Regions from separate parts of the Homo sapiens genome. Here region 1 is linked to region 2. Evidence: chromatin loops called from intact Hi-C (ENCODE). Cell type or tissue: ovary. All regions are shown on one strand.

Region 1 (4,000 bases), 120 kb after region 2:
TGTGTAGCACCTCCCACTTCACTCTCTCTCTCTCTCCTGCAGCCATGTGAAGATGTGCTTGCTTCCCCTTTATCCTTCAGCCATGATTGTAAGTTTCTTGAGGCCTCCCAGCCATGTCTCCTGTACAGCTCACAGACACATGAGCCAATTAAGCCTCCTTTCTTTATAAATTACCCAGTGTCTGGTGTGTCTTTATAGCAGTGTGAGAATGGACTAACGCAGTTCCTTCTCAATTTAATATTTTCCCCATTGGCTCTCTCACCCACAGAATAATTTACTTCCACCATTTTCCCCCCAACATTTCATGGGGAGGATGACAAGGCAATATTGCCCATCATTTAGGCAAAGATGCACAGAAGCTATGCAGCATGCCCATGACTACAAAGCTACTGGCTGAATACCGAAGCACAGGGGTGTGACACAAGCAAAGACCTAACTTGATGCAGGTCATTTCTTTCAATCATCAATCAACCAAATGGTCTTTTTTATTTTTAATCAGAAATTCTTGTTACTAGCCATATATTCTATGTGTTTACGGAAATAATTCCAGGTGAGTTCCTCAAACATAGGCACATAAAAATGAATTTTATGTGAATATAGATCGTATTAATTCTTGCCACTTGTGTTGTGATTTGCATCTTTAAGACACTTCACAAGCATCATTAACTAATTAGTCTTCAAGATGCCTCTCTGGAGGTAGATATGTATTGCCTCATCTTGCAGATAAGGAAACAATATGCAGAGAGATCACACAAAATTCAAGAAACCCAGCAATGAGCCCCAAATAATTTTCTCATCATTATTTCTTCCTCATATAAAAGTCCTCTTCAAGAAAAACTCCAAATTCACACCACACCAGGGGCTCTGTGTGTAAATCACAAGAGCTGCCTGCTACACAGAGGAACGTGTTCATCATTGAAGAATGTTTACATAAGTCACATCATGGGTTACTTGAATAGAAGCCCATAACACATATTTGTAGGTAGGCATGGTGGATTCCTTTGTAGCAATGTCAGTTAGGAAACATAGCTGCCAGAAAAAAGGGAATGAAACCTAATAATCAAATAGAAATGGGTAAAAAGCAAAAAAAAAAAAAAAAGTGTAAAAAATGTGAGTTCCTTTTATTCCCCTTAGAGTGGGGAGTTCCTCCAATTCCCCTTATTTCACTTAAAGTTAAAAAGGTTCAAAGTTAGTAGGAAGACCCAAACATCCCCTTCTGGGGGTTTGAGGGATTGTCAGGCAGACACCACCTACTTTACCACCAGACAAATGACAGCTAGTGGAAGTGACCATGTTGGCAGGTGGCCAGGAGTCCCAGCTGGACACCAACTTGCCCTGTTGCCTCCTGGGTGCACTCTCTCTCTGTCTCTCTCCCTGCCTTTCTCTCTCTCCTTTTCCAGCTCTAAAATGGAAATCACAAATCCAACTGACACCACAGAGTTGCATATAAACACTATGATAAAGTGCTTTGTGGGAACCAAGCCCTTTGTGCATTGTAAAGAGGGTATTTGCGACGGTAATAATTCCTCCTCTAACCAATACCACATCCTATACCTGGAGACCAGGTGGCTGCTCCTGGATGTCTGTACTTTTCCCTGTAATTCAAGTGAGCCACACATCTTCCTACTGGAGTGCTCACAGGGTTTGAAAATGAAGTCCTGTAGGGAACTCCTTCTAATTGCCAGTGAGTCACTTTCCTTTCCAAGCAAAGAGGTTTCTGTTGGTGACATTAGAGAGCAGGCGCTTGTCTGTATTGTAACAGCTTAATTATACGTATGGGTATAATCACACAATCTGTCATTATACCTTTTTTTCCACCCGGAGAATTTGTACTGCAATCACCATAACACTATAACAACATGAACAACAGACTTTCTGGCCCTCCCCGTGATCGTTTCCTTTGCCATGCCTGGTAGGGATGAGCAGGCGGCTTTGGATGGAAGAACTGACTGCTCGCTAGCAGAAAAACACAAGCCTGAATCTTTCACAGGGTTTTCAGGGCATCCTGTTCATTTGGCTCTCTCTAAAGGACAGTCAAGTCCCTCGCTTTCCTCCCAGCCTAACAAACCCTCCCTCTGGTTTCATCTGTTTGAAAATTGCACAAGAAGAAACCATCCTTCTGCTATTTTATACCCAAACCAAGTGAAGTGGAAATTGCATGAGGAAACCTATCCATCTGTTATCCCTCAGCTCAGCAGTGGTTAGAATTTATTACACAGCGCATCCTGTCCCCTGCCTCTGCCAGGCAGCCTGTGGGGTGAAGTATGGGTGGGGAGGGAGGCTCAGGTCTCAGAGAGGGGGCGATTGCCTTTGCAGCTTCATCAGCAGAAGTAGCAAACTTACTTATTACAGAGCAAGAGTTGGGCCGTCACAGAACAGCAGCATATGAGGAGGAGGAAAGGTACTGCCACTGAACACCAGGTAACCTTGCATCCCACAAGCCACTGGCCATGTCATTCCAGCTACACCACAACCAGGAGGCAAGATCAGGGACAAACTCTGGGAGACCCAGAACCCACCTCATGGGGCTGGAAATTATATTTTAGAGGGAAGCTTTATTTCTAAAGGTACTGTTGAAGTTCAGCAATAACCTGTTCCCGTGTGTCAGGAATTTCTAAGAAAATGGCTCCAGGACAACTCCTGGGAAACAGCCCCTTCTCTTGGGATCAAGAATAATTTGTGGCAACATCCTGTAGTTCTTCTTCCCTGAGTGGTTGTGCACTAACCTGAAATAATCATCATTAGCATGTTGGTGATTGCTATGGTCCTTATCAGCATTGATGTTTCTTTTATTAGAGGAGAATAGCTGATTAAGTCTCAGACTTGTCACAATGTACTGCAGGCACTAAACCTAGTGCTTCGGATTTTCCTTTTCCTCAGGTTTACAGACTTCTTTATCTTCCCAGAAAATATGGTCATTTGTTTGTGTTTTGTGAAGTCTCTTTGATCCATAATGGAATATTACAGGTATAAAGAAATTTATACCTGGAGATTTTATTCATACTCATTAATAATATCCCTCACAGACCATCAAATACAGCCTAATCCTTTAATGTTGCCTCATGTCTACCTTCAGGCCTTAAAAGAGATAAGGCAATTAGTGTAGGATCCATTTTTTTTTTAATCAGGTTGGAATTTAAACCAGCATCATCAGCCTGCCAATATCTCCTCAAAACAAAACCTAGTTAGAAGAGCCTATGAGATTGTGGAGTCCAAGGTCATATTAATGCCACATGTTGTGTGAACTTGTCATTTTTTCTAACAATACAGAGTTATGCCCCTTTTAACCAATTCATTTATTCAATTTGTTTATTCATCCAAGAGCTCCCTCTATGAGCCAGGTACTTACTGTATTGTGTTGAGGATTAAAGTCTAAAAAAAACCAGACATGGTCCCTATCCTTACACAGCATAGAGTCCAGTGGAGGAGATATTCAAGAAAATGGTTAAATGCAATATAATGTTTAAGGAGAGGGTAATGTATAGTGATTGGGAGAATCCTGTGGCCTAGATCTGGAGGTAAATATTAATAAGATGGAGAATAATGGAGAAATGTATTCCATTCTAAAAAACAACATGGCAAATATCCTGAGTGAGAGAGACATGGTACTTTCAAAGAATTTAAGACAGTTCGAAGTGGTTAAAGGATGGGAGTAGTGAGACAGAGGCAGCAGATGTAGTGTGTTAGTCAGGGTTTGAGAGAGAAAGAGAACCAGTACTATGTGTATTCCTAGAGAGAAGTGAATGAGGGCTTTAAGAAACTGGCTTATGTGATTGCAGGGGCTGGCATGTCCAAATGCAGTGGGTCTGGCCAGCAGGCTAGACAGCCAGGGAAGAGTCGATACTGCAACTTGAGTCCAAAGCTCAATTCTACCTTCCTCAGAGGACCTTAGTTTTTTCTCTTAAGAACTCCACTTTATGACTTGCCCACTTTAGAGAGGGCAGTTGGTTTTAGTCCAGTCTACTGATTTATGTTAATCTCATCTTTTCAAAAAGCCTTC
Region 2 (4,000 bases):
TGGGGATCTGCAGGAGAAGAACTTAAGTTAGAACTGAGGCAGGCTAGTGTGGTAGAATGCTTGAAAAAGTGAACTTTGACCTAGACAATCTCTCCAAAAACAGGAATTTCTTATGGTTTTTACTTCTTACTTGCAACTGGTTAGTAAGAAGACTCATGCCTGAAGTATTCAAAACAACTGGGAAAGTGCAGAAGAGATTAAGACCACCTAGGTGAATGGTAAACAGGAGCTGCTTGAAGAAAGTGTCAGAATCTTTATGGCAATCCAGGGTTAAGTAGGCATCTCTATGGGAACTTCATGGTTGAGGAAGCATCCTCTTTTCTTAGAAGTGCTATGGTGTCTTCTGCTCAGTGTAGCATATTTGTTCAGGTATGTTCTCATAGCCTTGAAGTACATTAATGGAACATATATCTTTTTCCTCTGTTATCTCATCTCTTTCTATCATCTTTATAAATTATGACAATGCCCAAGAACCTCAATTTACAAAATTGTCTTTTTCACACTACTGGTTGGAAAAGATTTAGAAAAATGGAAAGTTTTCCCCAAAGCCCCTTTTTTTAAGAAAGCGAGGAAATTCTCCACAACCTAATCCCCTATGAGACTCTCTAACGTTAGAGAAAGAATGAAATTAGATAATTTAAATTTCTAACAGTATGTAACTGTAGGAGTCAGACTGTGACTTCTACCTCACATCCTACGAGCAGTGAATTCTTGGTGTCTCCCTCTTTCTATTCTACTGAACACAGGAAATTGAAAATGTCAATTAGAAAATCTTATGAAATTGGAAATCCGAAAACTAGATGGAAGCTTGATGTAATTACAGAACACCTCTTAAATGGGCCCATTGTTATCAGGCTTAGAAAATAGTGCAAAGTCAAAAGAATTGAACTCTTGTTCACTTTTTATGGTAATGTGTTCATGAAGCTAGATGCATTATATAGTTTTCTTGTTTGACACTCATGACCCTTGAGATATTGGTGTTCTTATATCATGTCAGATGAGGTTATTGAAGTTACTGGGGCTCAGACAGGTAACATAACTGGTGAGTGAGATAACATGAATGCATTCAGACATTCCTGATTCCACAGCTCATATGCTTTTCAAAGCACCATGTTTTAAAAAAAGTTTAGCATATGATAAAGACAAAATAGATTGGGAAGTCCTCCTTGATGTTTTCTTTTCTTTCACATCTCACATTCAAACCTTTTGGCTGTGTCTACACACTTATATATAAAATCCAATCACCTCTTTTTTTTTTTTTTTGAAACGGAATCTCACTCTGTCACCCAGGCTGGAGTGTAGTGGTGCGATCTTGGCTCCCTACAAGCTCCGCCTCCCGGGTTCATGCCATTCTCCTGCCTCAGCCTCCCCAGTAGCTGGGACTATAGGTGCCTTCCACCATGCCTGGCTATTTTTTTTGTATTTTTAGTAGAGACGGGGTTTCACCGTGTTAGCCAGGATAGTCTCAATCTCCTGACCTTGTGATTCACCCGCCTCGGTCTCCCAAAGTGCTGGGATTACAGGCGTGAGCCACCGTGCCCAGCCACCTCTCTTCTTCATTGTTGTTATCATACTACTGCAAGCCCTCAGCATTTCTTTCTTGAATTACACAATATCTTCCTAACTGGTCTCTCTGTGTCTACCCTTGGCAACAGAAACTTGCATGAAGCTTTTGCAAGTGTTTCCTCCCAGTCTAAGGCTTGTCTTCTCATTCTCTTGACATTTTTTTTCATAGAGCGAAGTTTTAAATTTTAATAAATTCTAACTTATCAGTTACGTCTCATGTATTGTGCCTTTAGTGTTGTATGTATCTGAAATGTCATCACTAATCCCAACATCATCTAGATTTTCTCTGATGCTATCTTCTAGGAGTTTTATAGCTTTCATTTTACATTTAGGTCTACGATCCATTTTTGAGCTAATTTTCGTGACAGGTGGGGGTAAAATCTCTGTACAGATGCACTTTTGACATGTGGATGTCCAAATGTTCTAGGATTATTTCTTGAAAAAACTATTTTTTCTCTATTGTATTACTTTTTCTTCTTTGCCAAAGATCAGATGACTAAATTTTTGTGTATCTATTTATGGGCTCCCAGTTCTGTTTTATTGATCTATTTTTCCATTCTTTTACCAGTCACATTGTCTTGATTACCATTTATAGTAAATCTTAAAGTCAAGTGGAGTTTGTTTTTCAACTTTGTCAGGTACACCCCTTCCTCTGATCTGGTTGTTCTCTCTACCTATATCACTCTTCCTACAGATGTCCACTTGCCTGATTCTCTTCTTTATTTTCTTCTTCCTTCTTCGAGCCCCACCACTAGCCCCAGATGGTCCCGCTGATGATAAAACTGAAAGTAATACATCACATTTTCTTTGACCTCTCCAACCATGTGTTGTGAAAACGTAGTTTCCTTTGCATGTGGTCTCCCATTTTTGAGATCTGTCTAGGTCACGTGATCCATCCGTTGCTTCAGTAATCAGTTAAGAGGATGTTACCGTTTAAATGTAATCAGTGTAGCAAGGGGTAGCTGTAGGAAGTTTGCACAGAAAAAGAGGGCTGACTTATTACCCAGGATATGTGTCTCATCCCTGTACAATGACTGGAATTACTTTGCTCTGACAGACAAAGACAAGGTTATTCCTACCTCAGTATGACTATTGACTATGAACCTTTCACAGACAATTTAATCAGCACCTCAACCTAGAAAAAGTCCCAGCCATTCATGGACCTGACCTAATACACTGCACAGAGAAAAGAAAAGGAAAAACAAAAACAAAAACAAAAAACATTTACAATAGTAGTTAAAAATAAAACCCCTAGAGTAGAGTTTGTGGTTCTTTATGGAATGGCCATTCACTTTTATACTCTTCAAGTTATGATCTAGCCCATTTGTAAACTCTCACGTAGAGTTCCTACTGGGTGCCTGCTACTCACTGACCCTCTACCCACCTTCTCCTCACCTATCCTGTTAATATGTATGCCATAACGCAAATACTATATGGATTACATGCTGAACAGTCAGCTTCCCATCTGCTTCCCCAGCTTCTCAACCACCCTCTGGATTATGTCCAGAAAGGGTACTCTAGGAATGAAGGCAGCCAGGCAGGTCTGTATAAAAAACTATTTCATGAGAGTACATTAAGATTGCAAGCTGCAGAGAAAGGAAATCAAATGACAACGTTTATCTATCAGTATAATATGAACGCCAGTCCTGGCTCAGCCCCTTAGTGGTATGGCTAGAATGAATTTAGGCATTAATCCAAGCCTTGGTTCTTTAATACATAAAATAATAATGTATTATTATTTTATGTATTAAATGTATTATTATAATAATAATAATAATACTCATAAAATCGTAATGAGTATTAAGTGATATGTTGATGACATAAAAATCTATACCTTTAACCCAGACATATGAGTTTTAGACCCATATACCTAATGATCTCAAAATCCTTTCTTTGATTTTTAAAAGATACCTCACAATTTTCATATAAAAAAAACCCTCATAATCTTACCCCTTCTCAGTAAGGATACATTAGGTAATGTTGCAGCTACAGACAACCATAAACTCTCAATGCTTAAAACCATGAAAGCTTATTTCTCTCTTGTACTACCTGCCCATCTTAGGTAGGCAGAGGGCTCTGCTCCAGGGCATCCTCACTTGAGGACCCCAATGGACAGAGCCTCCATCATCAGGAACATCACTGGTTGCTGTGGCAGGAGAAGGCCACACCTAGGTTCTTCAGAACTTCCATCCCATGAATAACACATGTTACTGCTATGCACATGCCATTGGCCAAACTGTGCCATGCTAAATTCAAATGTTCAGAAAAATACAATTCTACCATGTACTCACAGGGAGAAAAACCAGAATATTGGTAACAGGCTTAATGTCTACCATCCTTCCCAAATCGGATCCACCTCCACTGTTTTCAATCTCAGTGGAGCAGATTGGCTAGAAGCTCACCAATGCCAGGACATAGAGGAAGACTTTATTTC

What was found. Peaks named below come from ENCODE experiments on the same cell type or tissue, not always from the same donor. Only the 100,000 strongest peaks of a DNase experiment are listed, where the experiment ranks them.
Region 1: a loop joins it to region 2, with 2.1 times the contacts of the local background. A loop is called at or near these places in 2 of 110 quality-filtered maps.

The regions. Positions count from the first base shown.
Region 1 is chr9:79,262,939-79,266,938 of GRCh38, forward strand. No RefSeq gene overlaps it. Among named protein-coding and RNA genes, the nearest start is that of LNCARSR, 300 kb to the right of the region's middle. In ovary, no CTCF peak of the experiment used is centred here; no DNase peak of the experiment used is centred here.
Region 2 is chr9:79,143,225-79,147,224 of GRCh38, forward strand. It overlaps LOC101927450 (a long non-coding RNA gene), which reads right to left and starts at 2,442. Exons shown (of 5, transcript NR_109771.1): 1 at 2,273-2,442; 2 at 1-7. In ovary, no CTCF peak of the experiment used is centred here; no DNase peak of the experiment used is centred here.